2 separate regions of the Homo sapiens genome follow, and region 2 is linked to region 1. The links are chromatin loops, found by intact Hi-C in ENCODE. Cell type or tissue: dorsolateral prefrontal cortex. All regions are shown on one strand. Each heading gives the region's core, and the rest is flanking DNA. Links, peaks and the distances in the headings are about the cores only.

Region 1 (16,572 bases), core at 4,480-12,479:
TAAACAGCAATGACACTAAGATAATAATCTCTCGGGATGCTGGAAATATCAATCTTTGTAGTTTACAAGCAGCTCGATATCAAGAGAATCACCAGTCATCATGGATTGAAGGAAACTTGAATAAATTATGAATGGTTCTGTTAACAGACTCATATGTTAAATATGATACTTTTGAGAATGAATTGATGCTACAGAGTAAATGAATCTTTACAATTTTTCCAAAGAGTGTGGAAAATTGAGAGATAACCTTTAATTGCAAAACTATTTAGGTCCTACACCTCTAGCATCTAAACCAGCCACTGTGCCTTATTGGATCATGGCTCATGGTTTATTGGATGAAGCCAGATTTCCAGATTTCTTTTTAGCTTCCTCAATCAAAACTGGAGGATTCTTTCACCTATCAAAGGAGAAGTTCTGGCTGAAGGCTTTTTCCTTACTTTATGGATTTTCTGACACTGCTCTCTTTTTACCACTCCACACAGTGCAATCCAGCAAACCAGAAAATCAAAAAACATGAGTAAATGTGACAGGAAAAGGAAATGTCAGGGCACAAATATTCTTCTGGTAAAAGCACCAATGGTCAGGGGACAGTGTTCTGGTGTTCTTCACATTTTTTTTTGTTTGTTTGTTTTTGGTTGTTGTTTCGTTTTGTCTTTGAGAGAGAGAGAGTTTCGCTCTTGTTGCCCAGGCTGGAGTGCAGTGGCGTGATCTTGGCTCACTGCAACCTCTGCCTCCTGGGTTCAGGCGATTCTCCTGCCTCCGGCTCCTGAGCCGCTGGGACTACAGGGATGCACCACCATGCCTGGCTAATATTTTATTTTTAGTAGAGACAGGGTTTTGCCATGTTGGTCAGGCTGGTCTCAAACTTCTGACCTCAGGTGATCCTCCTGCTTCAGCCTCCCAAAGTGCTGGGATTACAGGCGTGGACCACCATGCCCGGACTTCACCTTGTCTTGAATGTGCTCACTTACATCCGCCAAAGAGGGAAGTACCTTAATGCAGTCTGTAATCACACCAATATTTCTGGGTTAAGGTTGTTCAAGCTAATTGACCCAAGCTCTTCCCAATCTTCTGGTCCCTGGAGAAGTATGGATAACGGGGAAGTCAGACAGACAGTTTCCAGTGAAAATTTAGACTCGAAGAAATTACCTATTTGACCTTCCCCTTAATACTCCCTTTTTGTCCGCTGTAAAGCTCTCCCACTCCCCTGCCTACCTTTGAGTCTCTGCCAAATGCAAGTGATGGTGGCTGACTCCTTAATCCAGGGAGATTGGGTATCAGGTTACAGAGCAGGGTGGATGGAAGTGACTTTGTAGTACAATGCACTTGAATGAATTATTGCAGGATGCTCAAATGGGAAAGACTGAAGCAAAAAGAACCCTCAAAACTCACCAGGGATGTGCTGTGATAAACCCTACCCTGAGTCCCCTCAAAGCCTTTTATATCCTTGGATGATGAGGAAAAGAAAAGACAGGGAAAGCCTGCTATCCCCTAAGGAGGAGGCAGGGATGTGAAAGACAAGGGGGCACTGTTCCAAAGGGTTAATCTGGCCTGGCCACTGCTTGGCCAACAGTGCAGCAATAATAGGCATTGATGCCATGAGGAGCTAAAGTGAAAAACTTCCACAAAGGGTGTGAGGTGGGGCAGGAGTATTGAACACAGCCCTTCTGTAACTGTGAGTACAGGATTGGGCATGCTGTCTACAGCCTGAGAGATAGTGGGCCATGTGGGATGGAACTTAGCAGAGAGCATAGGACTAGAAATCCATCAGTTTCAATGCCTGAGCTCTGAGGGGTGCCTTCTGTTTTGCAACCACACTTCCAGGCTGGTGAACCCTAGAGAAACAAAGGTTCAGTTATTATTCCTTCCAAGAGCACACACCCAGATGTGGCCTTGTATGGGAGGAGCTAAGCATGGCATGTGGACGCTTTAATTTGACCTCTATGTACATGCAATGCCACATCTCAGATGTGATTCTGATTTCATTCCTCTAGGGCTGTGAGTCTCAATCAGAGGTCAGCACCAGAATCAACCAAGGAGCTTTTCCAGTCTGCAGGTATCCACTTCCCACCCCAGACCTATAGGAGCAGAAACTCTGGGGGTTAAGCCCAGTAATCTGGGTTTAACAAGCCCTCCAGTGATTCTGGAGTTCATTAAAGTTTGAGAACCACTGCCTTAAAGAAATAGTTTAAACCTGAGAGACATTCAATAGGACCAATGTCCGGGTCTCACCCCGCAAGAGTACAGCCTACCTAATAGGAGTTTTATAAACTATCCAGATGTTTTTAATATGCAATCCAGGTTGAGAACCTCTGCCTTTAAAAGTCTACATAAATGGATTCCTCATTTATGAACCCCTTGAAACAGTGTGCAAAATTGGGTGTATATGTATATGTGTATTTTTCTGGGAGAGAATCCATAACTTTTATCAAATTCTCAAATGGGTCCGTTATTCCAAAAATGGTTAATAATATGAACACTTAAGAGAGAGCATGCATTTTCTCTTATTTATTTTGTAACTGGGACACTTCATGAAGAAAGTGGTTCAAATATTAATGTGTGCCAAAGATGCTAAATAAATATGAATTAACCTTTTTCAATCAAGTACAAGATGGTTTCATATGTCTTAGAGTAGATAGGGGTAAAGGAAGGATAGCTGTTATTCCATACTGGTCTCTGTCATTGTCATCATTAAAATTTATTCCCTATCCTAGAGACAAGCTACCATATTGCATACAATTTTTCTCATTTGATATACATACAACCCTGTGAGCTATGCTAGGCAGGTAATACAATCCTATTCTTAGATGAAAGGTGAAGTGACTTTCTCAGGGTCACACAAGTCTTAGTAAAATAATAATTTAAATGAAGATCTCCATTAATGTTTGGTCTTAACTACGGGAGACTAATACAACATGGAGAATGGCTAGACCATCTAAAAAACAGAACTCTGACTTGCAAATGCAGCAGCCTGCCCAGTAAACCAACCCTTTATCTATAATAAACAACAAAGGAAGCCAGCCTACTCAAGCTAGACTTGCGGGAAGCCAGACTGCTATCTCTAGTAACAATCCAGCAGGCTAAACAATCACTTCTTCAACAACAACAAAAAAAACAAAATGTTGAGGATTTGATTAATGAATGGCAGTTTCTCTAATTTTTGTCACCACTTCCAGCTTAGGACCAGAAAGAAAGCCAAATATGCCCCCAACCCCTTACATAGACTTTTCCGGTCTGCAGGTATCCACTTCCCACCTCAGACCTATAGGAGCAGAAACTCTAGGGGTTGACCCCAGTAATCTGGGTTGTTGGCTGTAATCTGGGAAGTTGGCTGCAGCCAGCTTCCCTATGTCAACAGCCTTCAATCAGGACACACTTGAAGCTGTCCCTTTTTGCCCACTGTAAAGCTCTCCCACTCCCCTGCCTACCTTTGAGTCTCTGCCAAATGCAAGTGATGGTGGCTGACTCTCTTGCTACATCAAACTCTGAATAAATCACCTCTGCTTTTCTTATTTGAGTTGTCTGTTTATTTCCACAACTAACTTTATGGGCTCACCCTTCCTGGTTTCAAAAGCAAGGAACACCACTACTTATTGCTAAATACTACATATACCTTCATACAGATACACTGATGGGATGATGCCTTTTCAAGTTAGCCCAGGGTAGAGTTTTTCCCAGAGAAATATCTATAGACTCTACCAATATGTGAGTCAAAGCAAAAGATAGATCCATGGAATAGATTCTCATCCCAACATGGCTTCCAGACTGAGGATTCAACTGGATCTGGGATGAATATCTTAAGTGACACCTTCTTCCCCCAGCCCAGGTCATATTTAATTCTGATCTTCACCTTTGGATCTAGCTCTAAAGCATGTATTGGTGATTTCTTAACTACGTATAGGGCTTTTTTTCTCTTTTTTATCTTTTCAAAGTATTATTGATGATCATATCCTCTTACGGAGTATGAGCTAGGTGGGGAAACTGATCTGCAGAGAGATTGCATGACTTGCTTGAGGTCACGTGACCATGGCCTCAGTCTCCCAACATGGCTCTGTGTTATCCCAAAACAGGATATACAGGACATTGCTGTCATCCCATTCAGGAATGCAGGACACTACTGTCATCACATTGCCAGCCCATATCTTGCTCATGGGGCCCTCCTGACCCCAAGGAAAGGCATTCTCTGCCTTCACTGCATGCTCACTTTGTCCCAAGGGAATCTGGAATGAGTTTCCTTCACAGCCTCTTAATGACACAGTGGGGTTGAGAAAGGACATTGCTGAGTCATTTCCAGCCAAAGGAAAGTATTATTTATAGCAATCTGCACAGACCAACCTTGGTAGTAACTGAAATGACTTCCTTCTGGCACAGGGTAAGTACCAGGCTAATTGTCACCTGTACCCTTTAAAACAGCTCATTAAGTATATATGGGCTGCTAATTGCCTCCCCTAAGTTTTCCTATCTCTCTACTCTGGACGTGATCAGGTTCTTTAGCCCCATGGGCTGCATTTATACAGCCTGAGAGGTTTGTTCTTCCAACGTAATTTAAATCTATATTATGCATTTTTGGCAAAGTTTGACTATGGGCGGAAAACTGAAAATTTTGCAGGACTTCCATCACACCAGTGCAGTCTCTATCTCTTTACCTTTTATTATTGGAACCTCCCTCTCTTTTTTCCTACCACTCAGCTTTTTGTGTTGCTTTCTTTCCCTTGTACATTACCCTCCACTGTATTCACCAAGTCTTTCATCTTTCCCATAAACCAGACTGATGTTGACAACTCATTTCTTGTCCTTGCGCTTCACACCAAAGTGTCTAGTTGAAATATATGGGCCATAGCACAGTGAAAATTGAGCATTGGCAAGAGATATTCCCTGATATTTACTATATTACTCAGGTGATTCCTAATTATGTATTGTCTTGCATTTTACCTTTTTATCCTCATATGATTTGTATGCCCGGAGAGACCATAAACCAAGACACTACCATATCTTCCATTTATATTAGCCCTGTTAGCCCTCACCGTATCAGTGCCCAAAGAATTTGGTTGAATCAATGTCTTTCTTATACAGCATGCCCAGATCCCAGTATTTAGAAAATAAACCTGCATTTATTGTTTTGAGGATTCAAATAAAATCTCTTGTCCCACATGTCAAGTTTCTCACTTTGCTTGTTCTCAGATAGAAGAGTAAATAGTAAGTTTAAATGTTCTCTCAGTTTAACTCTAATAATACATATCATTACAATTGCATCTTTGAAATTTGGAGTATACATAGATACATATACACACATATACTATGTGTGTATACTATACGTATACATATATTTGGAGTACACATATAAATACATACATGTTTATATACATATGTAAATATGTGGATATGTGTACTCCAAATTTAAATTAAACCTTCGCTTGAGATTTCAAGCATAGCTAAACGTTTGAAACTCCTGTTTCTACGTTTGTAGCACAAATGCTACAAAAATTACTCAGCAAGTAAGACTGCTCTTCTAAAAGAAGGAAATGATCATTGAAATGAGATTTTACCTTGGATGGATTAACGTTTGAGTTATTTAAAATATTCAAATAAAGTGTTAAATGGGAGCAACATGGAATATGTAGGACATCACATATGGAATAATATAATTTGTTCTATAACAAATACAAAAACACACATATGTATGCATATAGTATATAGATGTGTGGAAATTTACTTTTACTTTTCACTTGTTTTTCCTGAAATTTTACCATAATCATTAACCACATTTTACAGAAAAAAATACTGGCTAAGGCCAGTCATAGTAGCTCACGCCTGTAATCCCAGTACTTTGGGAGGCCGAGGCAGGTGGATCACAAGGTCAGGAGTTCAAGACCAGCCTGGCCAAGATGGTGAAACGCTGTCTCTACTAAAAATACAAAAATTAGCCAGGTGCAGTGGCAGGCGCCTGTAATCCCAGCTACTCGGGAGGCTGAGGCAGGAGAATCGCTTGAACTCGGAGGGCAGAGGTTGCAGTGAGCCGAGATTGCGCCACTGCACTCCAGCCTGGGCAACAGAGTGAGACTTCGTCTTAAAAAAAAAAAAAAAAAAAACTAGCTAAAAAATTACCAATCTCTTAACATAATTTTCAAGATGAACATTTTCCATATGTGCCCAATATGAAGTATCTCTAGATTGGCCTGACTACTTTTGCCTATTCTCCATGGGTCCTACTCCATTGAACATTGATCTAGACCAGGGTTGACAAGCTTTTTCTGGAAAGGCCTAGATGATAAATATTTTAAGCTTTGCAGACTAGTCTCTGTTGTAACTATACAACTCTGCTGTCGCAGTTTAGAAGCAGCTGCAGCCACATGTGGCTATTTAAATTTAAATGCAGTAAAACTAAATACAATTTAAAATTCAGTTCCTCGGTGGCACTAACTACATTCCAAGTGTCCAGTGACCACATGTGTCCAGCAGCCACCATTTCAGACAGCACAAAGAACATTTCCATCATCACAGAACAGCAAAACCTAACTCTCAAGATCTTCAGACTACGTTACAATTCTTCGGAAAAGAATGGGAAAAAAACATTTCATTCCCTAAGCTCCTAAATCCTAGTCATTTTTGACACTTATTCAATACGAATGATTTATAATAGCATCAAGGAGTGTGAAAGTTTCATATTTTGCACAAAATTTCCATGGCGTGATTTTAAACAACATTTTAATTTTCACCAGAGATGAGGTGTTAAAAAGCATGGTGGAAATTTTATTTGGAAGAGTTAAGAATGGAAAGCCAAAACTATCTATACAATAAAAATTATGGGGCTGGCCTCCAATTATTTTTTTAAACATCTTATAAAACTGAAATCCAAAATACAATCATTTTAAATACATCCAAAAATGATAAGGAAGGAAAAAAACAGGTAAGAGAGAAAGACATCAAGCAAAACTGTGTCTAGGGAATGTATCATTTAAAACTACCACCTGCTTTCAGCGGTATTTGAAAGGGACTTTGTCCAATTACTACTTCCCATGATATGGCCACACTTCTATCCTGAAGCTTGTTCTGGTTTCCTTAGAGCATAGGAGTCAAATATGGACACAAGATGGGACAGAGACACTTTCTTTTTAAAATCAAGCACTAGAAAGGTTGCCGAATGATGCAAAACTAAGCAGGATATGAAGAATAAAAGGAAGAACTTTAAGAGAAAAATCACACCATAGCATTTCTAACTTGTTATCGGATTTTCATAAGCTTTCATTTTCCCCATGCATTTCTTGGTGGTTTAGGTAGACACACTATTTATTGCCTACCTGCAATTCCCTCTGTATAGCGGGAGAATTCACATTCCAAGAAAACTAGTGGAAGAAAAAAAAAAAAAAAACCAATGGCCTAAGAGAAGCGGCTCACATTCATCTACTCACCAGCAGCCAGATGAGCTTTGTCTCTTCCACAGCCCATTTGAAAGTGGGTACAAGAGCAGCTGCCCCCAGCAGCAGCAATAAACATGTGTCCTCAAAAAGTTATGACTGTTGACTGCAGAAGAGAGGATGGAGAGTCTGAGAACAAGGCAGTTTGCTTATTGATTTTGAAGCCCACAGTGTGACAAGAGACCAGACAGAAATGTGTTCAGTTAAACTTGGCACAGACGGGGGCCGACAGCCACGTTTTAAACTGTATAATTTTATAATTAAAGATCGGGGTGGTCAAAATAAATAGAACAACATTAATCAAGTCTTTAAGATGCCACTGTACAAATCAGCCACTCTCATGTCAAAGAAACTTCGACAACTTTCAAAGGGCGTCATTTTGTGCAAACAACACACTATATTCTAATGTTTAATTAGCTCAGGTATCAAAAGGCAGATGTGGCTGCAATGGGAATCCCAACATTACCTATGGCAACGGCTGCCTGAGCACGATTGTGGTCACATTCTCTATGCGACAGTTCTCCCCAGTCCTCAGCAAGCCCTTTTTATTCTCCAACTCGGTTTTTCTTTATAAAAATGGTCAAAATGTGAGCCTCCTCACAAGAATTTGATGAAATTTTATGTGGCTTCTGGAGACACACTTTGAAGCTGAAGGCAGCGAATTTTATATGAACAAAGAAGAGTTGTGGTTTTTCAAGCAGTGTTTCTCAAACTTTAATGAGACATCCATCACCTCGGGATCCTGTGAAAATTCTTATTCAGGAGACCTGGGTAAAGTCTAAAATTCTGTGCTTCTAATCAGCTCCCAAATGATGGTGATCTGCTGGTCTACAGACCACACTTTGGATAGCAAAGCTAAGTAACACATTAATTCACCATGATCAAAGACTCCTCCTTAGACTTGGAATTGATAGAGGGTATTATTCTTTAAATGCAGAGTTCTAAAATATTAGAGTGACATAGGACCTAAGAGATTATCAAGAATAAACTCTTCCATTGTTATGAGCACTGAAGGGACACACTCACAGTTACACCACAGTGTGGCAGCAGCTTCTGGGTCTGGCTTCCTTTTGACAGCCATAATAACACATATGTCAAGCCCTACGCAGTAGAAAAGCATGTTCACTATGACAGAGAAGAAGGAATAGAGGGAAGGAAGAGAAGAGAGAGGGAGATGGCTTATTTCTCACATATCTGTATAACTGAATTCCGCAAAAAGCATGGTGCACGACATCAAGAATCATTCGGAAGAGTTGTAGGGCTAATGAGGTTCCAATAGAATTAATCAGTTCACAAAGACTTCACCATTCCTATCCAAACTTTTCCTTGTAATCAATACTATTACCTTCTGAAAAACCAGTTGAGATGGTACGGCTCCCATCCTGTCTTACTTCTCTCCACCAAAGCTTTTATATAGCACCTATTCTGTACCTAACATACCTTCGTGTATGGTATCACATTCAACTATTGCACAAATCTGTAAAGTGGATAGAATTATCCCTTTTTTAGATGAGAAAACTGAATTTGATAGTGATTAAGTACCAAGTATGCGGTAATACAGCTAGTAAGAGGCTCAGCTAAGATTCAGAGTCATGGCCCCCTATTGCAACCCTGAACTATTTCTTTGTTTTCAAGCCTGAAATCACACCAGGCCTATAGCTTAAGTCAACTTGTAATGAGTTTACAAATTTATTATGTTCCATTTGAAAGCTAGCTAGTACAAGTTATTTCTAAAAGAAACTACCTCTCCCACATTGCATCAGTTTTTAGATTAGGAATAGCTCAACTCCACCTTTTTTTTTTTTTTTTTTTTTTTTTGCCTTTAGTACCTCAGGAACAGAGATTTGAATTAATCTTATGTATTAGTCAGGGTTCTCTTAGGGGGACAGAACTAATAGGATATATATATACACATATATATAAAGGGGAGTTTATTAGGTATTAATTTACACGATCACAACGTCCTACAATAGGCTGTCTGCTAGCTGAGGAGCAAGGAGAGCAAGTCTGAGTCCCAAAACTGAAGAACCTGGAGTCCAGTGTTCGAGGGCAGGAAGCATCCAGCACGGGAGAAAGATGTAGGCTGGGAGGCTAGGTCCATCTCGTCTCTCCACGCTTTTCCGCCTGCTTTATATTCACTGGTGGCTGATTAGATGGTGCCCACCAGATTAAGGATGGGTCTGCCTCTCCCAGTCCACTGACTCAAATGTTAATCTCCTTTGGCAACACCCTCACAGACACACCCAGGATCAATATTGCACCCTTCAATCCAATCAAGCTGACACTCAGTATTAACCATCACATCATACCTCTGGATTTAGAACATATTACAATAATCATTTTGTACAAGGACCTACTCCTGTTTTCTTTTGTTTTTCCCCACAACCCTCATCCCTAACTCTCTCCTCTCCACAGATTTCCACTGTGATGTGTTGGATATGCATCTTTGAATAGTTGTACGGATACACACAAATTTTAATTTGCATGTATGACGCTGTTCTGTTTTTTTAAACAAATGCTCTCCAAAGGTGTTTCACTTACTACTGCAAATGCTCCCAGGAAGCAGTTTTAGGCATTTCAACTGGGCAGCATGTCCCTGAAGGGAAGCAGAGAAAGGCTGGCACTCAGGCATGGAGAAGAGTCTCAAGAAAAGGGCATTAATTTCCCTCTCTACCCAGTTATGCCTGGTCCTCAGTGTCCTCCCTGGGGGAAGGCTCATCCGAAGACCTCCTAGAGATGCTGAAAGTGTAGATGCAACCAATGGAAACCCAGAGATGGATACAGGGGAAAATTTTGTCCATAATCCAGGCATATAATTCAGGCATAAGAAATCATAACTGATTTATTTTAATCCATCTATTTCAATTTTTTTACACTTTTAATATTTTCAGCATGAGGGCCACTGATTATTTTACCTCTTTTCTCTTAAAGAAAAGTTAATTATAAAGACTCAGGCCATAATTTCCCAGGAAAGTGTCAGGATGATCTAAGACGAGTCCCAGGCCTTTACCATGAAGCAGACTCTCAGGGATATTGTGAAATCGACATATGAACAGTGTGTGCACATTCATTTCTCTATTGCTTCAAGGACATTCAAACCCAGGAAGGCAGGTGGGCTTCTGAGTTTTGATCTGTGCCAGTAGCTCTCACTCTTGAGCTGGCGTGAGAGCCCCCAGAGGGCTAGTTAAAGCTGGGCCCATCCCCAGAGCTGCTGACTCAGTAGGGCTGGGGCTAGGGCCCATCAGTCTGCATTTCTAACAAATTGCCATGCGGCACTGACGCAACTGATCCAGGGCTTTCACTGCAAGAACCGCTGCTCTACGCAATGTTAGGACCAGATGTTTCAAAAGATCAGAAAATGGATTGGGATTCTTAATTGACTCTTTCTGTTCAGACAGTATCTATACAATGTGTGATAATTTTTATTTTCTCCACATATGTCTTCTTGTTTCTTAAATCCTCGTGATCCTCTAGATATATATTTGGAGCACAATTTTCACTCAATGCCCCCAAAAAACCTGTTATGGTTTTCAAATACTCTGTATCTTCATTTTCTGTCTACTTGATCTGTCGGTTTCTAAGAGTATTAAAATCTCTCACTATGAATGTAGATTTTCAATTGTTTGCTTTATTTATATGTCAAAACTATGATGGGCACTGTAAATTGCTTTATGATTCTTTTATCTTCATGGTGTGTTTTTGATTAATATAAAACATCTTTTCTTTTTCCTTCTTAATGCTTTTACCCTTGAGTTACATTTTGTCATTTTAGCATTATTACTTCTGTTTTCTTTTTATTAATGTTTGCCTGGTTTGTATTTTTCTTTCTTTTTATTTTCAACCTTTCTGCATCATTTGGTTTTATATTTGCCTCCTGTAAACAGCTCATAACTGGATTTTTTATTCAATCTGAGAAAGCCGTGTTATTCGCATAGATTGTGATTCCTGACATGTTTTTCCTTTTTGCAATTCTGTTTTGGTTTTCTGTTTATTGTGCACCCTTTTTATTTTTTTCCCTGTTTCTTGTTACAAAGTTTTCTTTATTCCATTTTTCTCCTCTGATTACTTGGCTATTACCTCTATTACTTCTATTCTCTAAATAATTACCTTAAAATTTTTAACATGCATATTTAAACATATTTTCCAACACTGAAAATTATTTGTTCATTCAACAAATATTCAATGCCTGCACACCCTGTGTGAAGCATTGTCCTGGGAACAGGGGTTCCACAGAGTAGGAACAATAAGCTCATGGAATTTACATGCTGGTAGGAGAAGCAAGGCACTAAGGAAAGTAAAGCTCACCTGCAGATATTTGCAGAAGAGCCAGGAGGCAAATGTCTGGAGCCACTGAGCAAGATGGAATGTCATGGGAGATGACATCAGGGAAGTAAAGTATGTTGCCAGGGCCGTGTGGGTCAAAGTGAGAAGCTTAGCGTGTTGTTGTTGTTGTTGTTTTATTTTGTTTTTGTTTTTGAGACAGAGTCTCACTCTGTCGCCAGGCTGGAGTGCAGTGGTGCAATCTCAGCTCACTGCAACCTCTGACTCCCTGGTTCAAGCGATTCTCCTGCCTCAGCCTCCTGAGTAGCTGGGATTACAGCCACGTGCCACCACACCCAACTAATTTTTGTATTTTTAGTAGAGACGGGGTTTCGCCATGTTGGCCAGGCTGGTCTCGATCTTTTGTCCTTCTGATCTGCCCACCTCGGCCGTGCTGGGACAACAGGTGTGAGCCACTGCACCCAGCCGAGAAGCTTAGTTTTGCACTAGGTTGGGAATCACTGGAGGATTTTGATCGGGGAAAGAAGCAACCTGACCTGGGTTTAAGCAGGTTCAGTCTGGCTGTGGAGGTGAGAATCCAATGATAGAAAGCACCGGCAGAAGCAAAGGCTGTTAGAAAAATCCAGTCAAATCCAATGGTGGCTTGGATCAGAGTGGCTGCAAGGAGTGGGGAAGTGGCCACATTCTGCATATATTTTGGAGGTAGAGCCAAAAGTAAGGTTTGCTAAAAACCAGATTATTGGTGTTAGCGTAAGAGAGGAGATGAAGTTAACAGCAGGTGTTTAATCTGCAACACGGAGGACCAGATGTGCCATTCACGAGAGCAGAAACTGGTTCCTGCAGGACAGGGTGGGAAATGTGGGGGCCACGTGCAGGTCATGTTCAAATTTGAGATATCTACTACACATCCCAGTGAGACAGAGTGTGCAGTTATAGAGAAAGGACTGCAATCGATGGGAGGCAGAGTCCTCGACATAGGGATAATATTTAGACAGGAACTTTGATGAACTCTCCTGGGCAAGCAGACTAGATGGCAAAGAGAAGAGTTCCAAGAATTGAGTCTTGGGGCAGAGACCATGTAAGAGGCCAAGAAGAGGAAGAGAAACCAGGAAAAAAATTAAAAGAATGAGAGAGAAAAAAAGTGAGAATGATTGCAGGAAAATCAGCTGAGATGTGTTCAGGAAGCCAGGGACAAACAGTGTTTCCAGGAAAGAATGTCAATTTCTGTTGATAGGTCAAGTACAATGAGCTCGGAGATTAACCACTAGATTTTTCTAGGAACAGTTTCAATGGAGGCAAAAACCTGTTTGGAGTATTTTCTAGAGAGAAGGAGAGGAGAGGAATTGGTAGCAATTATAGATGATACTTTGAAAGAGTTTTGTTGCAAAGAAGAGATGCCCTTGGTAGCCTCAGTCAAGTCAGGTGAAATATTTTTTTTAAGATAGGAAAAATAATAACATGCCCGTATGTTATGGCACAGATTCATTTGAGAGGAAATAACTGATTTCTGCAGAAGAGAGAGGAAAGCATTGATGGAGAGCAGGTAGAATACATGGGGACATCCCTTTTTCCCCTTGGAATATATCTGCCAAAGTGACCAGACCACTTATCCTGTAGGGTTTCCTGAAGTCTGGTTGTTGCTCACTGCATTTTCATGGTATAGTTTGGAATGTTCTCAATGGTTTCTAAACACAATTTTGTAATAACAAAGCTTTTTCTTTAAATCAAATTTTAGCTGGAAGCACAGTAGAAAAGGCCTCAGAAGGTGCAGCTTGCGTGTTGGAGTGGGGCCAATTGGACAGTCCCAAAAGTGAGCCAGGGGCTCCACCACGGCTGTCTTGGGGCCTTGTATCTGAACAACTATGGAATGGATAATTAGTAGAGAAACACAGATTTCTGTTAAAAGGGAGCTTTTGAACACCTCCACTTGTTTATAGTATTGAGCCCAAATGAGACCAAAATCTCACTTCCTGAAATAGCTAGAATGCAGATTTTCCATTTAAAGCTATTGTCATGACAAGAGATTATCTTCCATAAGGTGAAAACCATAGGCAACCATGCTGTCTGGGATTTGTACAGCCCTTCGCATTTTGAGAGTTTTTCACAGACAGACATGACATCCCTAAATTCTAACTGCTAACCACCTGAGAAGGAAGCTGAGGCTCTAAAGGTCAAGGGAGGCCATTATCACACAGATAAGTGGGGTTCTCTCCATAGACTGTTTTCTTTGGGTATGGAGATAACAGTATTGACCAAAGACATCAATAGGGTTTGCACTCTTAAGTGGATTGGCCAGAAGTAGCAATGCCCAAGTGTTCAGATATTTGGTTTCTTTAATGATGAAGAAGACATGTTCTCCAAATGACTTTGCAGAGCCAGAGACACAAGCAGTGATTACTGAACTCAGCCAAATTAACTGGCCCTTGGGAAAGTCAGAACATGGCCTCTTCAGGGGGCCCTCACTAACTCAGCTCACCAGCCTGGGAAGCCTTTTAATTCAAGTAATATTAGAAAGGGGTGTTTTTCTCACTGGTTGTCCATTCCATGTGGTACACAGAACTATTTATTTATTTACTATGCATTTTGTATCGTGTTGTATCATGTATCATGTCATTCCCAGTTAGAGCATATCTTGGTTCTGCTGCAGCACAGCTTTGGGGTTTATTAGAAAAGTAATGAAACAGAGGAATCAACCATGTCAAAAAAGGAGAGACAATTTAACAGGAACATTTCTGTGTAGAAACAAAGACCTGTTTTTTTAGAACCGTGAGTTTCTTGCTGTCTTCTCCAGGCTTATGTAACTGCTAATTTGCAATCAGGACTTAAGTTATTTTCACACCCTCATATTAAAAAGCAGAGAATTCATAAATATTTACCAGATAATTGCATATGATACATAATTTCTTCTCTCCCCATAAATTATGAACACATTTGATACATCATGAGGAGGAAAAAAGTTTAGGAAGACAACAAACAAAAATGGCCATTAAAATGGCCGGTCCCACTTTGGTGGCCTGTCCAATTCTTTTTCCTCATAAAACCCCACTACGGAAAAAGAAAGATTCTCAAAATTCCTAAGGCAGTGGCTTAAATTAAACATCCACAGTCCAAGATGAAGCTGATTGATCCAGGTCACTTCCTAACTCAGGGTTCTCACACTTACAAAGTTTCCAATAATCAACCATTAACTACTGTAGTTCCCTGAAGTAAGCTTTTAAAGGGCCATAAAGCCACATTTTCTAGCTTCTCCTCTAACACAGAAATCTTCACATTGATTTTCCTCTTCTCATCGGTTCTAACCCCAATATCCCAAACTCATTTTTATTATCTTAAATAATCAAAATAATGTCCAATAAGAAATAATAGCCAGATAATAACTAAACTCTTAAGCTATAGAGGATGCATTGCTTGAATGCTACGGCATAAGAGATTAAAAAACGTACAGATTAAAAACCAATAACTCACCATTCCAATCTAGTTACAAACAGGTATTGTCTATCCCACACAGTGTTTCATAATTTTTAGTTGATTACTAACATTGACAAATTGGGAGATTTCCCATAAATCTGCTTTTATGGCTCAACCTCAAAATTTGGAAAATCTGGCAAAACTGGGTTCACTGATTATCTTGGGGTCTCCAAATTGCCACAGTTCCTCCCATTCTCTCCTGCCCTTACACTCACTCTGTTTCCCTTTGTAAGCATTTAAGCTTGCAATCCCTTTCTAATTGTAATTCCTGTCCAAATGCAGCCTGCTTCAGTAACAGAGGAACCTCGAAGAATAAGTAGTAAAATACTCTTTTTTGTCCCATTTCATTATTCATTGATTTATTCCAACAATAGCATGCCCTATGCTAGACTAGAACTTTGAAGATATTAGTATACATCTAGTAGAAAGGCTCACATCCGAAAATCTGACAGCATCAAATGCTGGAGAGGATGTGGAGCAACAGGAACTCTCACTCATTGCTAGTGGAAATTTAAAATGGCACAGACATTTGGGAAGACAATTTGTCAGTTTCCTATGAAGGTAAACATAGACTTACCTAGCAGTGAATCTGGCCCACAGTTGAGGTACGATACATAGTTTTGGAAAGAAAGGAGGAAGGAAAGAATGAGGGAAGAAAGAAAGGAAAAAGGAGGAAGGGAGAGGGAAGGAGAGGAGGAAGGCAGGAGATGGAGAGATATGGGAGGAAAAGACGAGGAAAGGGAAGGATTTGCATTATGATAGAAAAACTCATGGGATGAGAAGGATTTGACTGTGCAAGTTTGGATTCTCAGTAGAGGTTACATATGAAATAAAATTTGAAAAATAAATAGGAATTAGCTAAGCAAAAAGGCAGATAAAGCAGTCTTATGAGGTACTTAGTAAACACATTTGCTCTTTTCCTGAGCACTCGACTAGTCATAAATTCAGTTGTGGTTGGATTCATGTGACCATATTTGGCTATCACAATATAAGTGGCTAGTAGAGTGAGTCACCACTTTGGTTTGCCCAGGAATTTCCCTTTTTAGTGCTGAAAGTCTGATTTCCAAAAAATCCCTCTTCATGACACAAAGAGTCCAGATTTTTGGCAATGAATGCAGAAGTTTGGGACGAGAAGTACAAACTCCCAATGGATAGGGTTTGAACTTCTTGGGCAAACCAGGGTGGTGACTATACATTGAGTTCTTCAAAAAATAGAAGCTGGAAGCAACGCTGTTTTTAGTGGCAAAAAGATATGGCAAAGATTATCAGCCTTCCATAGCTGTCATCACTGTTTTTTCCCCCAACCACTGATCTGACAACCTCATTTTTGGTTCACAGTAATGAGTCATTCATCTTTACATCATTTTGAGTGACATGACTCAAGTTTGCAATTTAAGTGCATTGTAAT
Region 2 (16,572 bases), core at 4,675-12,674, 160 kb after region 1:
CCCTTTTTCAGCCTGGTGAAGCCACCCCCAGCTGCTGTGGGTATTTGTTCTTAAAGTCTCATGGGCTGCCTGCCTTCTCTAGAGAACTGCTGACTGCAGCTGTCCCACCAGGGTGGTTACCCAACCAAAAGCCCTCCAGGTGGCAAAAGAGGAGCTGTCTTTAATGGTTAATCATGTCATAGGACACCCTGATAGGATCCAATTTCTTTCCTGCATTACACACATTTCTGTCAACTATTATCTTGTAAGAAAGTAGAAATGTTGAGCCCTGTTGGGATGTCCTGATTTCAGTTTAGAGTGGAGTGAAATGGTGGAGTAAAAACTTTTATCTCCATTGCCACATCATTCTGAACCATTGTGAAAGGATATTCCAATCTCGAAGAGTCCTCAAAAGAGCAAAGTGAAGAGAGCATTTACAAGAAACATTGAATGCAAGAAGTACCTTTTTTCATTATAATATTTTTAAACATAAACAATTATTTTCAGCTGCTCTCAATACTCATGCCTACGATATTTTAACAGCCAGAAAGAAAAAACTTTCAAATAGCATAAGCAGTAAGAGTCAGTGATGTTTTTGTTTTGTTTTGGTTTTGTTGTTGTTGTTGTTTTTTAGTGTAACCAAAGGCTGGTTGCAGGACACACGCCTGTAATCCCGGAATTTGAGAGGCTGTCATAGGAGGATTGCTTGAAGCCATGAGTTTGAGACCAGCCTGGGTAATGTAAGATCTCATCTCTACAAATTTTTTTTTTTTTAAGATTAGCCAGGCATGGCGGCACGTGCCTGTAGTCCCAACGACTTGGATGGCTGAGGTGGGAGGATTGCTTGAGTCCAGGAGTTCGAGGCTGCAGTGAGCCATGATCACACCACTGCAGACCAGCCTGGGCAATGAAGCAAGACCCTGTCTATAAAAATAAATAATATAAACAGAATTTTTCTGGGAATAAATTTTTGACATATTCCTTACAAACTCACTGATAAAACATTAATATGATTTCTTGCAGATCAGCAAGACACTTAAATAATAAAATTTTTTTCCGACCATAGTCTCTCCTCATGCCAGTTTATCACATAAAATATTTTATTTTCCACTTCCTATTAAATGAATTAAAAATAAAATGGATGCTGTGCCCTATCTCATTTTAGTAATAGACCATATTGAACTATCAAATTCACTTCCTATTGCTGTAATAACAAATTATGACAAACTGAGTGCCTTAAAACAATGCAAATTGATCATCTTGCATTTCTGGGGGCCAGTCTGAAATGGGTTTCAGAAGGCCACAATGTCGGTGTCTGCAGAGCTGCCTTCCTTCTGGAGATTCTAGGGGAGAATCCATTTTCTTGCCTTTTCCAGTGCATAGGGGCTGCCTATGCTCCTTGACTCATGGCCTAATTCCTCCACCTTCAAAGCCTGCAACGTGAGGCTGCCCTTCTCATGCTGCTGTCTTTCTGGTTCTCTCTCTTCTTTCTCCCTCTTCCACTTATCAGCATCCTTGTCATTACACTGGGCCCACCTAGACAACCCAGCCTCATCTCAAGTTCAGTTGACTGGCAACTTTGATTCCTTCTAAACCCTAATTCCCCTATGCCATATAACTGAACATATTCACAGGTCCCAGATACTAAGATACAAACATAATTGGGTAGCTGGCATTTTGCCTATCACAACTATTAAGAAACAATTCTAATAAAATATAGTTTTAGGTTTATTATTTATCAAAGTTTGTAATATATTATTCCATATTAATATATTAATATATTATTTTGATCAATTATATTCTAATTTAACTTATAACTAAATATAAAATAAACTTCTTGTCACTAAAAGCCTGATATTCATAAGAAATAAAGCAAGATTTTTAATCAATAGACATAATTTTACTGCAAACAAATTTAATGGAGTGAGTACTAAAGACTTTCAAGCATAAAATTCCATTATATTTACTAGATAAAATTCTATGGGAGAAGTAGAATAGAAATTCAGGCCAAGGAGAAAGATGAAATATACATTTTCCCAATGTTTAGGAAAGGTTTTTTGTGTATACATTTGTAAAATATGACAGTGTATAACAAATCTCTATGGCATTTAGGTTCCATTGGATATATTTAAAAGTATAATTGACAGATTTGCTTTAAAATGTTGATACCATCAAATCTCACCAACTATTGCTGAGCAAAAGAAGTCAAATGATATGATTCATTTATATACTCAGGACAGTCCTCCCTGTGATCTTGAACTGACCCAGTTCTCCCCCACCTCTCACCCCTACCCCCATTCTCACTTGTAGTTCTCAAGAACAGCTGTAGAATGTGCTGGGAAGGGGGAGCTGGCGAGAACAGCCCAGACTCTATTCACGCCCCTACCCTAGAAACAAGATGTCCTTCAACACTTTAGCCCAGCAATTCACATTTCCCCGGGGCATAAAACCTTAGGTACAAAGCCCACGGCAGACTGCTTTTCAGGGTCCCTCAGCTGTAATAGAAATGGGTCATGCACAGTCAAGATTCCATCTGTCCTGGGCAGCTTTCCAGAGCTTGAGGGGAATGGCTTATGGTGGATCCTAGGCTTCTGTCGTCCCTTGCTGCCTATCTGTGAGTAATGAACCTGCTCTATGTAATTTGTTGTGTGTGGGGGGTGCTCTGTCTCACCAGACTCAGAGAAGTTGGTAACTAGGGCACTGTGAACTTATTTCACAAGATAAAATTCAAAAATAAGCAAACTAGTCAATAGTATTAAAAGTCAGGATGGGCCAGGCATGGTGGTTCACACTTGTAATCCCAGCACTCTGGGAGGCTAAGGCAGGTGGATCACCTAAGGCCAGGAGTTCAAGACCAGCCTGGTGAACAAGGCAAGACCCTGTCTCTACTAAAACTATAAAAATTAGCCTGGCATGGTGGTGTATGCCTGTCGTCCCAGCTACTTGGAAGGCTGAGGTACGAGAATCGCTTGAACTCATGAGGTAGAAGTTGCAGTATGCTGAGATTTCACCACTGCACTCCTGCCTGGGCAACAGAGCAAAACTGTGTATCAAAAAAAAAAGGGTCAGGATGCTGGTTATCCTTGGAATGGAGCAGGGAGTGACTGGAAAGGGGACAGGAGGCTTCTGGGAGTCTGGTAATGCTTTGTTCCTTAATCCGGGTGCTGGTTATACAGGTGTGCTCAATTTGTAGAAATTCATGAACCGTACACTTATGCTTTATTCACTTTTCTGTATGTGAGTTATAATATAATAACATCATTATTTAAGATGTCAATATAGCCTTTATGCATTATGGATATTTGTACAGTGTTATTTATCTTTCAGATATTTTTCTCGCTCTGACAGTTGTACTTTAACTGCTTTATAGAAAACTGGACAAAATTGACAAGAAGGCAATTCAAAGAGGGTGCCATACATTAAATAGCCAAACAAACATGAAACGACATGCAGTTTCACTGCTAACCAGGGAAATGCAAATGAATACAACATATAACTCTTTCACTCAAATTGGAAAACTTTCTAAAGGTTTATAACATACACTGTTGACAATGAGAATAGGGAAAGAGGCATGCATATGATTTTGGTCAGGGTATAAAATAGTACAGAATTGCTGAAAGGCAGGGTATTAGTCCATTTTCATGCTGATGACAAAGACATACCCGAGACTGGGTAATTTATAAGGAAAAAGCGGTTTAATGGAGTTCCACGTGGCTGGGGAGGCCTCACAATCATGGCTGAAGGCAAAAGGCACATCTCACATGGCAGCAGACAAGAGAAGAGAATGACAGCCCAGCAAAAGGGGTTTCCCCTTATAAAACCATGAGATCTCGTGAGACTTATTCACTACCATGAGAACAGTAGAGAGAAACCGCTCCCATGATTCAATTATCTCCCACCAGGTCCCTCCCACAACACAAGAGAATTATGGGAACTACAATTCAAGATGAGATTTGGGTGGAGACACAGCCAAACCATATCAGGCAGCTTGGGAGTCTTCTGACATTCTTGAGCCGCTGAATTTAGGTAACCAACCATCTATCTGCAAATCTCTAGAGAAGAAAATAAACCCTAATAATTTTTTTAATCTCAATATAGATACCCCCATCTCCATCCAAATTCATACCTTGTGAATTCAGGAACCAAATAGACTCAGAGTTTGGGTAAATCCCTCATTATCTGAACTCTCGCTACACAGCATCCAAAATTTAGAAATTGAAACATATTATATTTACTATTAATATTATTCAAACATTACATTCTTTTGAACCATTTAAACTTACAGTCAAATTTTTTTTTTTTTTTTTTTTTTTTTTTTTGAGACAAAGTTTCATTCTGCCACCCAGACCGGAGTGCAGAGGTGCAATCTAAGCTCACTGCAGCCTCCACCTCCTGGGTTAAAGCTGTTCTCCTGCATCCACCTCTTGAGTAGCTGGGACTACAGGCACCTACCACCACACCTGGCTAATTTTTTGTGTTTTTAATAGAGATGGGGTTTCACCATGTTCACCAGGCTGGTCTCAAACTCCTGACCTCAGGTGATCCGCCTACCTTGGCCTCGCAAAGTGCTGCGATTATAGGCATGAGCCACTGCGCCCAGCCTTACAGTGAATATTTTTAAATGCCAACTTAAAAATGTACAATGGGGAGGTGGTGTAAATTTTTGAAAAAATCTTTTAAAGCAAAAATTTTTGAAGAAAGCAGTCTTAACATGCCTCTTTTGAAATATATTCTTCAAGCAGACCAAAAATAAGCAAACAAAAATCCATAGGAGTTTATGTACACAATTAACAAGACTAAACAACTAACGTTCTCTGTTTCCGAAAGCAGAGAATATGCATTTTTTTCAAATACCCACTTCATATCTTGAAAAAATAGCCCTATTACAGGCCACACAAAGCTCAAAATAGTTCAAAAAATTGATATCATACTTTCCCAATCACTCCCCACGAAATAATGTTTTAGCCCCAACATATTTTTGCCTGGAAATGTTTAAACACGCATATACAAAGCCTTGAATTAAAGAGGACATCAACAGAGAGGGAAAAAAAGAAACTAACATTTCTTACACTTCTCATGTGCCTGTGGGGTTCCCCTGGGTCTCCCCACGTTGACACCCAGCTGCCACACTTGCCATGCCCCCTCCACTGAGAGCACCTCCCTGTGGCCAGGGCTCTCCCCACCTCCCCCAGCCAGTGTAACTAGCAGGCAAAGGCACCCAAGAGGCAGGGCTGCAGCACATTGCTTGGGCCCTCCGCACGCTCCCAGATAACCTTCTTAAGGGGCTCTGCTGGTGGAAATTCCTGTCCTTCTATGACGAATTAGTGCTGTCTTACTGTTACACACTCGATGTCTGTAACCCCTCCTTTCTTTTGGTTATGAACTCCTTTTCAGTTGCCTCCAGAAAGATCTTAGTTCATTTTTTTCTTGGACTTCATATTTTTCCTCAGCCTAAATTTTCTGATGAAAAAATCTCTTTTTTGTTTTATTATAAGGCTTTGGCTTTTGGCTCTTGTTTAACTGGCTTGATGGTATATAGCTCCTCAAATCATCTTTGGAAATAGATATGGTATAAATATAAAATACGTATACAAACAAATAAAACTTAAAGGGTGAAATTTTCAGGATAGGCTGGAGATCGTCAAAGGTGATATTTTTTGGCAGCTAAGCTCTTGATGAATTGTAGAGTGACCATCTCCCCGACCACTCTGTACAAGAAATTTCCTCCATTCAGAAACAATATAGATTGAACACTGAGAAAACCTTGAATACGGTTATCTCCTGTCCTGAAGATGGTTCAAAACTGCGAAGGAAGAAATGCCTCTTCTGGAAAACTGAGAGTTTAATATTCTACAGACAACCCTGTTGGGGACCCCACAGCAATTTCCCATAGTAATTAACACATTAGCTCTTGGGAGGTCACAACCGTCATTCTGTGCAGAAATGGCTGAAAAAAAGACACAAGAATTGCTTGGGGAACACAGTCATTTATTCAACCTCTGAGGTAGAAGAACCTGCAATTCCAGTTGTATTATAAACAGTCACTCAGAAAGTAGAGATAGCTGTATTTGCAATTTGGCACATTGCATCCCCAGTCAGTCTTAACATGCTTTAGTCGGTTTTCCATCCAGCGGCCACTACAAAAACAAGCCAAACCTTTCGATCTTAAATATTTCAAAGTGACATATTCACAAGAAATAAATGGAAGCTGGTTTTAGGCTTTCAGGTAAAAAACAATATAAACCTTAATGCTCTGTTCTTGGGAAAATTTATTTTTCTGATGGTTTCCCAGCACGGTTTTTGCAAGCAATGTAGAAGAGACATCTCCCATTTTCCAAAATGCTGTATCAAAGAAAGTACATGTTGGCCAAATGAACCCTTCTTCTCCACCTGATGTTTGTTTCACAATGTGATTTCCTGGAAGAGTGTTAGCTAATTTTAAGAGATTTACACCTGGAACAAATAAGCCTAAGAATGAAGAAAGACCAAAAGTGGAGCTGATTGCTTTGCCATCAAGGACAAATGCTGTCTTAGTCTGTGTTGTTATAAAGTAATATCTGAGGCTAAGTAACTTATAAAGAGGTTGGCTCATGGCTCTGCAGGCTGTACAGGAAGCATGGCACCAGCGTCTGCTTCTGGCAAGGGCCTCAGGCTGCTTCCACTTATAATGGAAGGTGAAGGGGAGGCCACATGTGCAGAGATCACAGGGTGAGAGAGGAAGCAAGAGACAGCAGAGGGAGGTGTCAGGCTCATTTTAACAACTGATTCTCATGGGCCTAAAAGGGAACGCTCACTCACCCTTAAAGGAAGGCATTCATTGATTCATAAGGGATCCACCTCCATAACCAGACACATCTCACAAGGCGCCACCTCCAACATTGGGGATCAAACTTCAACATGAGGTTTGATCCAAACATCCAAACTATAGCAAATGCTATTTCCATAAAATGCTACCATTATGATCCTGCCACCCACCAGGATCAGAGCAGTGAGCTAGAGGAAGTTCTAAGCCAGCAAAGAGTTCCACCATCTTGAGTTACTGTCCTCTCCTGCTCTTTTCTGGTGTCTCCCCTCTGGCACTGAGCCTACTGATATCCCTACCCCCCAACTCATGTCACCCTCACCTTCTCCCCCACCATGAAGAACAACCTGGAATTAGGTATGACCTCAGGCCCTGGCCCCAGTCTCCCCACCCCCAGCCTCCAGTCCTATATTCCTCTCCTCTTGCTGCTAGAACAAACAACAACAATCTCAGTGGCTTAAAATAACAGAAAGATATTAGTTCTCAGCTCTGTAGGTCAGAATTCTGAGTGGGCTCAGCTATTTCTCTGCTCTGGGTCTTGCAAGGCCAAAATTAAGGTGTTGGCCTGCGTGGGCTCTTCTCTGGAGACTCTGGGAGAACCTGCTTCTAAGCTTATTGAGGTTATTGGCAGAATTCAGTGTCTCCCAGCTGTAGGACTGAGGTGCCCATTTTCAGGAGCCTCTGTCAGCTGCCTAAGGTCACCTGCATTCCTGGGCACATTACCCCCTCTCTCTTTAAACCAGCACTGGCACGTGGTATCAGCCTCATACTTGAGTATCCTATTGCCCTCTCCTAGGATTCTCTGCTTGAAGGGCTCATGTGACCACATTGGTATCCTCCAACCCCCCATGACCCAGGACAATCTCGCTATCTTCATGCCAACCGACTATTAATAGTAATGTCAATCGCATCTGTAAAATCCCTTTTGCCATGTAATGAAACATATCCACAGGCTCCAGGAATTAGAATGCGGACATCTTTGGGGGGCAATTCTGTCTACTCCGCCTCCCTCCCAGGATTCCCTTGTTGCCAAGCAGATCTGTCATCTCTGGTGCCCGGGCTGGGGCAAGCCCTCTGCACCCAGGTACACCTTATGCTGGAACTAAACCACGGAATCGGCCTCCAGCCTTCGTTCTTTACTGTGAAGCATCGTCCTGCCAGGGGCCCAGGTCTCCTTCCCACCTGAGCACCCATATCTCAGAAGCTGGTTTTTGGCCAGAAGGGAGGCAGTTGGCTTCCTCTCCAGGAGCCTGCCACAGGCTGGTGTTACACTGTAATTGCACAGCGCTCTAGGAACTGACTGCCATCCATCAATAGCCTCCTTCCAAGAGTACTGGCCTCTGCCATGCCCTGCTCCCAGAATCCAGTACCAACAATGGCCAGAATCATCCCCCCTCCTCCATTCTCCCCCGACTGCTGCCACCAAAGAGACTCTCTTTGCCAAAGCCAGCGGCAGGAGAGCAGGAACCATAGGAGGCTATGAAGCTGCAGGCTGCCTCTCTAAGCCACAAATCAAGACCAGTTAGTTTTTCTGTTAGAAATCCTGTAAATATTTCTGATCAAATCACATTTTTGTAATTTGTAGATGTTGGTTATGTGTTCTCCCAAATATTGCTTGTTTAAAAACATTTCTCCCTGAAAAGAAATATGTTCTAGCTCTCTTTTTTCTAAAGCCAGAAATATAAACAGCACCAAGAATTTATATACGAAAGATTTAATATTTCCCAACCTCCTCATCATTTCTACTCAGCTTTCAACTCCTACTCAATGCATTTTCCTAAGGGAGTCTAAGTTCTTACTAATTCACAAACATAGAATACTGACATAAAGAATCGCTGCAAAATCTGTAGTAAGGAAAAGAGAGAGGAAGGGCAAAGAAATCTGCCCACAGAGGTAAAACAACATGCTCCTTAACGCCATCTAGTGGGCGGCCAGATAATTCATCTATCTCCCCTACTTGGTCCTCCAGCCTCCCCACACCATGAGTGTTTCCGTACATACAGCCCACCCTGAAATTATGCATACACACGTGAGATCATTTGTATTAATTTATTCTATGACCCTTTTTTGTTAACTTCATAAGCATCAAGTTCATACATGAATCATAGTTCACAAACTCAGGAAACAGCACATCTCTTTATTTATATAAATTAATTTGATTTCTGATCCCAGTGCTAATAATACCAGGCTGGTAGAAAATCTAACCTCAATGACTTTCAGAGTTTCCGGATGTCTCCCTGAAGCTCTCGCACGGTTATGGAGGTCTGTGTGCACTGCTGCAGGTCTGTGACATGCCCCCTGGACTCGCATCAGTTTGCTAATTGCTGAGACATCCTCTTCCCCCTGCATGGCCCCAGCTGGGCCCCATTGCTGCCATGAGACTCCATCTCCCTAAATGAGCTGGACGGCCTTTGGATTCTTGGATTCTCCCCTGGGTCCGTCAGCATCTCCATGTGCTTCCAGGAAGCCATGACCAAGACTCCCTCTCCTCTAAGACCCTCAGACTTCCTGCTCTTGATTCACGTACCTCTCCCTCCTGCCCCTCTGCGGTATCAGATCTCCAAGCAGGACACCTCATCATTGAAGTGCCTCTCAGGGACCTACAGCCTTATCTCCTCAGTGGGTTTAGAATCAAGTCAGGCAGCCTCAAGCCTTCCTGGGGGCAAAGAATCTCGGGTCTATCTGCTTGAAGGAGGTGGATAAAGGGAGAAAATTGGGCCGAAAGCCCATAAATATCTCAACAGCCTATTTAGCCAATAGCAATGAAAATACATAGCCTTTCTCATGTATTTATGGACAATTATGCTCATGTCCAGCAGAGAAATCCTGAAGTATACGTGAGCCCTGCCAGAGTCAGTGATGCAAGTCTTTCTTAGAACCCTGAGCTGGCGGGAGGCTAACCTTAGCCACCAGCAGCCTTAGCATCGGCGGCCTCAGAGGACTAATTTCTCCCTTTGGAGGTGGGACAACATGTCTCCCTTCTGAAAAACAGTCCACAAGTTATTTTAGCACTAGTGTATCAGAATTTAAAAGGAGGCTCTTTAGGAATGCACCATGGTGTTTTTCAGCAACTTGCTGCAAGGTTGCCTTCCCAGCCTCCTGGGACAGAAGGAATTACTCTTCCCTTTGTTCCCACACAGTATGAAATTTGTAGGTGTTTTTAGCACTTCTTTTATTCTGCCTTCTCTATGTAGAAATAAATGAACACAACCCACACAAGAAAGGCAAAGGCTACTTATTCAGAGCTTGCTCCATCAAGGGAGTTGGCCACCATCACTTTTGTTTGGCAGGGACTCAAAGGCAGGCAGGGGAGTGGGAGAACTTTACAGAGCACACAAGGGATGGCTTCAGGTGTGCCCTGATTGGAGGCTGTTGGCCTGGGGAAGCCCACGGTGGCCAACTAGGAGCATTGAAGCCTATCTGATTGGTTAGGGCCATAGTTGGCTTTCTGTGGTTGGTCTTAAATTGGAAGCAGGCACAAAAATTAGGGAAGGTGTCAGTTATTAATCAAGTCCTGTTCATTTGGGGCCGACTACTAGAAGGGTTATTGTTTGGCTTCTTAGACCAGTTGCTAGAGATAGTAGCCTGACTTCCTGTAAGTCTGGCTTTTAAAGGCAGCAGATGGCTTCCTGGGCTGGTTACTGTATATAATGGGTTGATTTTCTGAGGTAGTTGCTGCAGATTTGGGGTCAGAGTTGTATTTTTATATACGGTCTGGCCACTGTCTATGTGTATATTCAGTCTCTCATCTACTACAGTTGGCTATTTCTACTGAAGGCTGTAAGATCCTTGAGGACAAGAGCCAGATCTTTGTATTTGTATTGCCAATGTACAGGGTCTAAGACAAACATATTTTGAAAATTGAGCTGAATCAATTTCACATACACGTTTGTGGAGGTAAACTGAATACGTTTCATTTTCCCTAGTACAGTCACTAGGCTTGTTTTTCCCTTTAGCACAAAATACTAACAGATAGCACTGTACGGTCTTCCATTTTAAGCAAAGCTTGCCGCCACTGCTAACAATACTGCTAACTCCACTGTATTAGTCCACTCTCACATTACTATAAAGATATACCTGAGACTGGGTAATTTAGAAAGAAAGAGATTTCATTGACTCACAGTTCCACATGGCTGGGGAGGCCTCAGGAAGCTTACGATCGTGACAGAAGGCGAAGGGGAAGCAAGGCACGTTTTACATGGCAGCAGGAGGGAGAGGGAGAGAGAGAGAGAGAGAGAGAGAGAGAGAGAGAGAAAGGGGAAACTGACAGTTTTAAACCATGAGATCTCGTGAGAACTCACTACCACAAGAACAGTATAGGGGAAACTGGCCCCATGACCCAATCACCTCCCACCAGGTCCTTCTCTGGACATGTGGGGATTACATTTCAAGATGAGATTTGGGTAGGGACACAGAGCCAAACCATATCATCCACGTATGAATAATTTGTCCTTAATTTTTTTATTTTCCTGCAACTTCCCTTGCCTGCCTTCTGTCTAAATTAAGGCAACAGCCCATGAGCTGTTGAATACCACCTGATAGGGTTTGTCACTCTGTATTTTTTATTGTTGTTATGAAACTGAGCTGTGTCTACCTTTCCCAAGTTGGCTTAAAAACAAGATGCATTTGTATCGAACCAATATTTTCCTGGTATATTTTGGCTAAAGACATACCACAGACTGAAGAGATTTGAAGAGGGCCTTCTCTCCCAGGTAAGAGAATTAAGAATATATTATCATTGGTATCCCTTCAGCTTTGGTCTGAACACCCAAATAAGTAGTCCTCTCCTCTCTAATCGAGGTAAAATTCTCATATATAACATTAACCATTTGGAAATATACAATTCAGTGGCATTTACTGCATACACAATGTTATACAATGGTCACCTCTATCTAATTCCAATGCATTTTCCATCACCCCAAAAGGAAATGACATACCTATTAAGCAGTTAATCTCCATTCCCTCGCCCCATTAGCCCCTGACAAAACTAATCTGCTGTCTCTATGTATTTACCTATTCTGGATTTTTTATGTAAATGGATTATACAGTATGTGACCTTTTGTATTTGGCTAATTTCACTTCACATAATAGTGTCAAAGTTCATCCATGTGGTAGCACGTATCAGTATTTTGTTTCATTTAGGTTATCTGTTGATGTGTCAGAGGCATTTGAGCCACAGCACCCCCATCTTGAACAGAAGCTGGGTAAAATAAGGCTGAAACCTACTGGGCTGCATTCCCAGATGATTAAGGCATTCTAAGTCTCCAGGTGAGATAGGAGGTCAGCACAAGATACAGGTCATAAAAACCTTGCTGATAAAACAGTTTTCAGTAAAGAAGTCGGTTAAAACCCACCAAAACCAAGATGGCCATGAGAGTGACCTCTGGTCGTCCTCACTACTACACTCCCACCAGCACCATGACAGTTTACAAATGCCACGGCAGCGACAGGAAGTTACCCTATATGGTCTAAAAAGGGGAGGCATGAATAATCCACCCCTTGTTTAGCATATCATCAAGAAACAACCATAAAAATGGGCAACCAGCAGCCCTCGGGGCTGTTCTGTCTATGGAGTAGCCATTCTTTCGTTCTTCTTTCTTAATAAACTTGCTTTCACTTTACTCTATGGACTTGCCCTGAATTCTTTCTTGCACAAGATCCAAGAACCTTCTCTAGTGGTCTGGATCAGGACTCTTTCCTGTAATAGAGGGACATTTTGTCGGTTTCCACCCTTTGTCTGTTGTGAATACTGCTATTATGTACGTGGGTATAAATGCTTTTGTGTAGACACATGTTTTCAGTTCTCTTGGGTATATACCCAGAAGTGGAATGGCAGGGTCACGTAGTAATTTTGCATTCAACTTTTTGAGGAATCTTCTCTTGTTTTAAAGCAGCAGATGCAAGGAGTGCCGAATCCAGTTGAAACATGCAGGGAAGCTAGGGAGAACTGGAATGGCTCTGCAGGCGCTCCAGGGGTGTTCGCCTCCTCCCTGAAGCCTGCTGAGCCCTGTGTACCATACCAGACTGCACCATAATAATCCGTTTCCTACGTCTGTAATGCCAACTAGCCTACAAGTCCCTCTGCAGCAGGGGACACATTTTATAGGTGCCTCTGTGTGTCCCCAGTGCTTAGCAGTTAGCACTGTGCCCCGCACATAGTAGGCATTCAAAAATGTGGGTGGGGTCTCAATCAATTTGTAATGATTAAACTAATTAAGGCAGCATTCCCTTAGCAGTTTGGTCCTTGTTTAATAAGAACATACTTTTCCTTGGGATACCCACTGAGAGCTGCTGAAAGGGTACAGCACCATCATCTAACACAAAGAACATATAAATTTGGAAAGCAATATAGCCCGAGATGCGAGATGCGCTAATGATGATAGCAATCTCCACTCTGGGATGGTGCATTGAACTTGTGTTTAAATTAAAAGCAAGCGCCTTGGAGCATTTCTCCATTCTTAGTACAATGGCTCATTATCTAAAGCAAAATACAATCTTAGAAAACACTGTCAAATAAAGCTAAGTATTGTGTCTGTAAGAAAAATGATCTAAGTGATTCGCAGGTTATATTGTGTCTTCATCATTCAGAATTTCTAGGACTGAGAGTTCACCCATTCTGCTTCTATAGAATCATCAGTACATCTTAGGATCATGAAGGACAGAGTTAATTTTTAAAATGTACAATAAACTCAGCCCTACTGTTAAATGCTACCGTTACACAGCTCAATCCTCACAGCTCACTGCTTTGTTGGCATTAGGTGTTATCTAAATGCAAGGCCATGGCATTCAAAAAGCTGTAAAAGAAGACTTAACACACCCAGCTCTGTGACACTGGGCGTCATCGCAATGAGATCTTTTTCGTTCCCCTGTAAATTCTCCCTTGATGTTGAAGAGCTGAGACTAAAAATGATCAAACACCAATTAAGCCATAGTGATCTAAGAATTATGCCAGATGATGACTTGGAAAGGAGGGTCTGCTCCTGGAAGATAAATCAAGAAGAATGCGAGGGAAAGAAATATTAATGCAGAGTGAAAGGGTATGATTTCAGAGTGGCAGACAGGGATGAGAGACGGAATTTCCCCTCTCCCTTTCTAGACCAGCCCTTCTCTCTGTTTCAGATGGCACCCCCTCTCTCCCCACTCCAGGGCATCAGTGTGGGTGCCTTCTCTCGTGCCCCCTGGCCAATACAGCCTCCGAAGTCCCCCTCCTGTGCGCCCCATTCCTCACCCTCCAGCTGCCACACCCTAAAAACTGATTTTAAGCTTTTGAGAACTCAGGATTATTAAAATAGCCTTCCAGCCACCTTATTGCCTCCAAGTTTCCCCCATGCTAATGTATAGATTAACCCCCCTCCTGTAGGCTGATTCGCAGTTCAGGAGCTGCTGCTGACATCCCCTTCCTACAGAACAGAGTGCGACCCAGCCTTGCCTGGCACTCGAAGCTGACTGCTCTTTCTGGACCACAGTTCAAATGAGCTATTTCTGCTCCCCAGACACTTTTCTGCTGTCTCAGGCGGGGTTCCGCAGAGGCCCTGAGATGACGATTCATGTGCAGGTGACTTACTGAGGAAGCTGGACAGATGACAGGGAAAAGCCTAGAAGGGGGTGACTTCAGACACAGACCTTGGAGGGAACAGAGGGGAGCTCTGAAGTTTGTCTTTATCCAGGGCGAGGGCACTGGGCCTTCAGACTCCCTACACCCCCCAGCCACTGCCTGACACTGGAGAAGGGCCAGGTGAGGGTGGGAGGGAAGATGGGCTGTAAACCCAGGCACTCCTGGGACTCCGTAAGAGGAGGCAACGCTAGCTGAGTCCCAGGTACAGAGCTGTGGGAAGCAAAACACAGAAGTTTGTGTAGGGGGTTGAGTGGGTGGGAGTAGAACAAGAGGAATGGAAAAGGGGCCTAAGGACTTTGGGTGGAGTCACATGTCGGTCACACTTGCTTCCTACCTGGTGTTTTATGGGTGATCATAGAGGAGGCCATACCCTCATCTCCACTTGCCCAGATCTAGACCATCTTTCATAGCCCAGCATCCACAAGCCTTCCCTAACCACCAGACACACACACGTGCACACACATATATACACACACAGAATTAGTCCCAGCCAACACTGCCCAGCTACCAAATGGACAAGGTCCTGACGAACAGAGTATTCCCAGGCCTGGTCCTGGGAGATGGGGGCATGCGAGTAAGCAGGGAGAATGGGCACCCCAGCAGGGCACTGAGCCCAGCGACCCTGGGTCACCAAGGGTGGGTAGCACCTGGGAGTCCAGGCTGTTAGGAGAACAGGGCCAGGCCTCTTCACGGGTGGTGGGATTCCAGCTCCTGTACCAAGTTGGGAGCAATCCCTACCAGTCTTCCCGGAGGGCGGTATAGCTGTGGGAGGCAGAAATAAAATCAGAAACAAGCCAAAAACAGAAGTAAAATTATATGAACTGGAAACAACAGTGGAGACAGAAGGACAAGAGAAAGAAAGCTGTAACTTGGGAGGTGACCAGGCCCAACCAAGGTACCACAGCCCGGGTCAGCCTGACTGAGCATGGGGCCAGATATTGACCTCCACCCACAGGCAGGAGCACGAAGTGGCTGAAACTCAAAGGGGCCCTCTCAGGGATCAAAGAGGCTGCTTTTAAAGTTCTTGAGATGAAATGCCAAAAAAGAGACTAGTGCCTATTTGCTCATTTTCAATACTATGTCCCTCTATCTACAGTAGAGACTGGCAAACAAAATATTCAAATTCCCTGCCTCCTTTGCAGCTGGAGGTAGTCACATGCCACAAGCCTGGCCACTAAAAAATAGGTAAAAGTCCTCAGAAAGGGCTCCTCTCTGCTCTTTCCTGGTCTCCTTTCTTTTCTGGCTGGGATGCAGCTATTGGTGGCTGGTGATGTGGCAGTCATCTTAGGACCATAAGGATGAAAGCTACATGTCCAAGGTAGACAACGTAGAAAGAGACTAGTCTCCTGATGTAGTCTTTGTAAGTTAACAATAACTGCAGTAACAAGCAAACTTTGAACTCTCACACAGCAATCATTTATGATGTATGTAAATTTCAACTAGCAGGGGATGGAAGGAACTGCTCTGCTCCATGTCATGATTCAGGGACCCAGGCTGATGGAGGTGCTACCATCTTCAACACATGCTTTCTCAGATCACCCTGGGTGTGAACATCCAACCAGCAGAGATGAAAAGAGGGAATGAACCAATTCTGCAGTAAAGTTTTATGAACCAGAAGCAAAAGCTGCATATATCACTTCCAACTGCTTTCCTTTGGCCAGAATTCAGTCATCCGGCCACACTAACTGCAAAGAAGTCTAGGAAACATAGTCCAGCCCAGGAGGAAGGGAAAATAATGTGGCATCTGTCAGAACACTCTCCTGTGGCCACACAAACCCCAGACTGCCTCCCTCTTGCCTTCTGGTGGCAGAAGCTTGGAAGGAAGATATATATCTTCCCTAAGATACTGTTTGTTGGGGGTCCTTGCTATTCTCAGCCAAGTATAAACCCAGGATAACAGACATCGTGGTACAGTTCAAATATTTACATGTATAAAATTAATCCTTTTAACATTCCTACAACGAATGCAAGACTGTTAATCACAAGATAATTATAGCATGTACTGAAAATATTAATTTATAATGCTACAGAGGTGTGGTTAGTAATAAGATGCAAGATTCAATTTATATGACATCATTTTTTCTCTATCCTGTCAATGATTTCTGTCACTGTGTGTTTAACTTCAACATGAGAAGTGAAGTCTAATGTTTGAAGTTTTTCATGGATGTGAGGACTG

Evidence for each region. Hi-C counts contacts between places; a loop is a spot of excess contacts. Peaks named below come from ENCODE experiments on the same cell type or tissue, not always from the same donor. Only the 100,000 strongest peaks of a DNase experiment are listed, where the experiment ranks them.
Region 2: a loop joins it to region 1, with 2.9 times the contacts of the local background. A loop is called at or near these places in 4 of 110 quality-filtered maps.

Annotation. Positions count from the first base shown.
Region 1 is chr13:100,875,542-100,892,113 of GRCh38, reverse strand. All of the region lies in intron 2 of NALCN-AS1 (NALCN antisense RNA 1), which reads right to left. Among named protein-coding and RNA genes, the nearest start is that of LINC00411, 61 kb to the left of the region's middle. RefSeq lists an enhancer at 10,525-10,819. In dorsolateral prefrontal cortex, for the core only: a CTCF peak has its summit at 8,416; a DNase peak (open chromatin) is centred at 10,653.
Region 2 is chr13:100,714,235-100,730,806 of GRCh38, reverse strand. All of the region lies in intron 1 of NALCN-AS1 (NALCN antisense RNA 1), which reads right to left. Among named protein-coding and RNA genes, the nearest start is that of NALCN-AS1, 14 kb to the right of the region's middle. In dorsolateral prefrontal cortex, for the core only: CTCF peaks have their summits at 8,503 and 8,705 (motif pointing left); a DNase peak (open chromatin) is centred at 8,726; H3K27ac peaks cover 798 bases.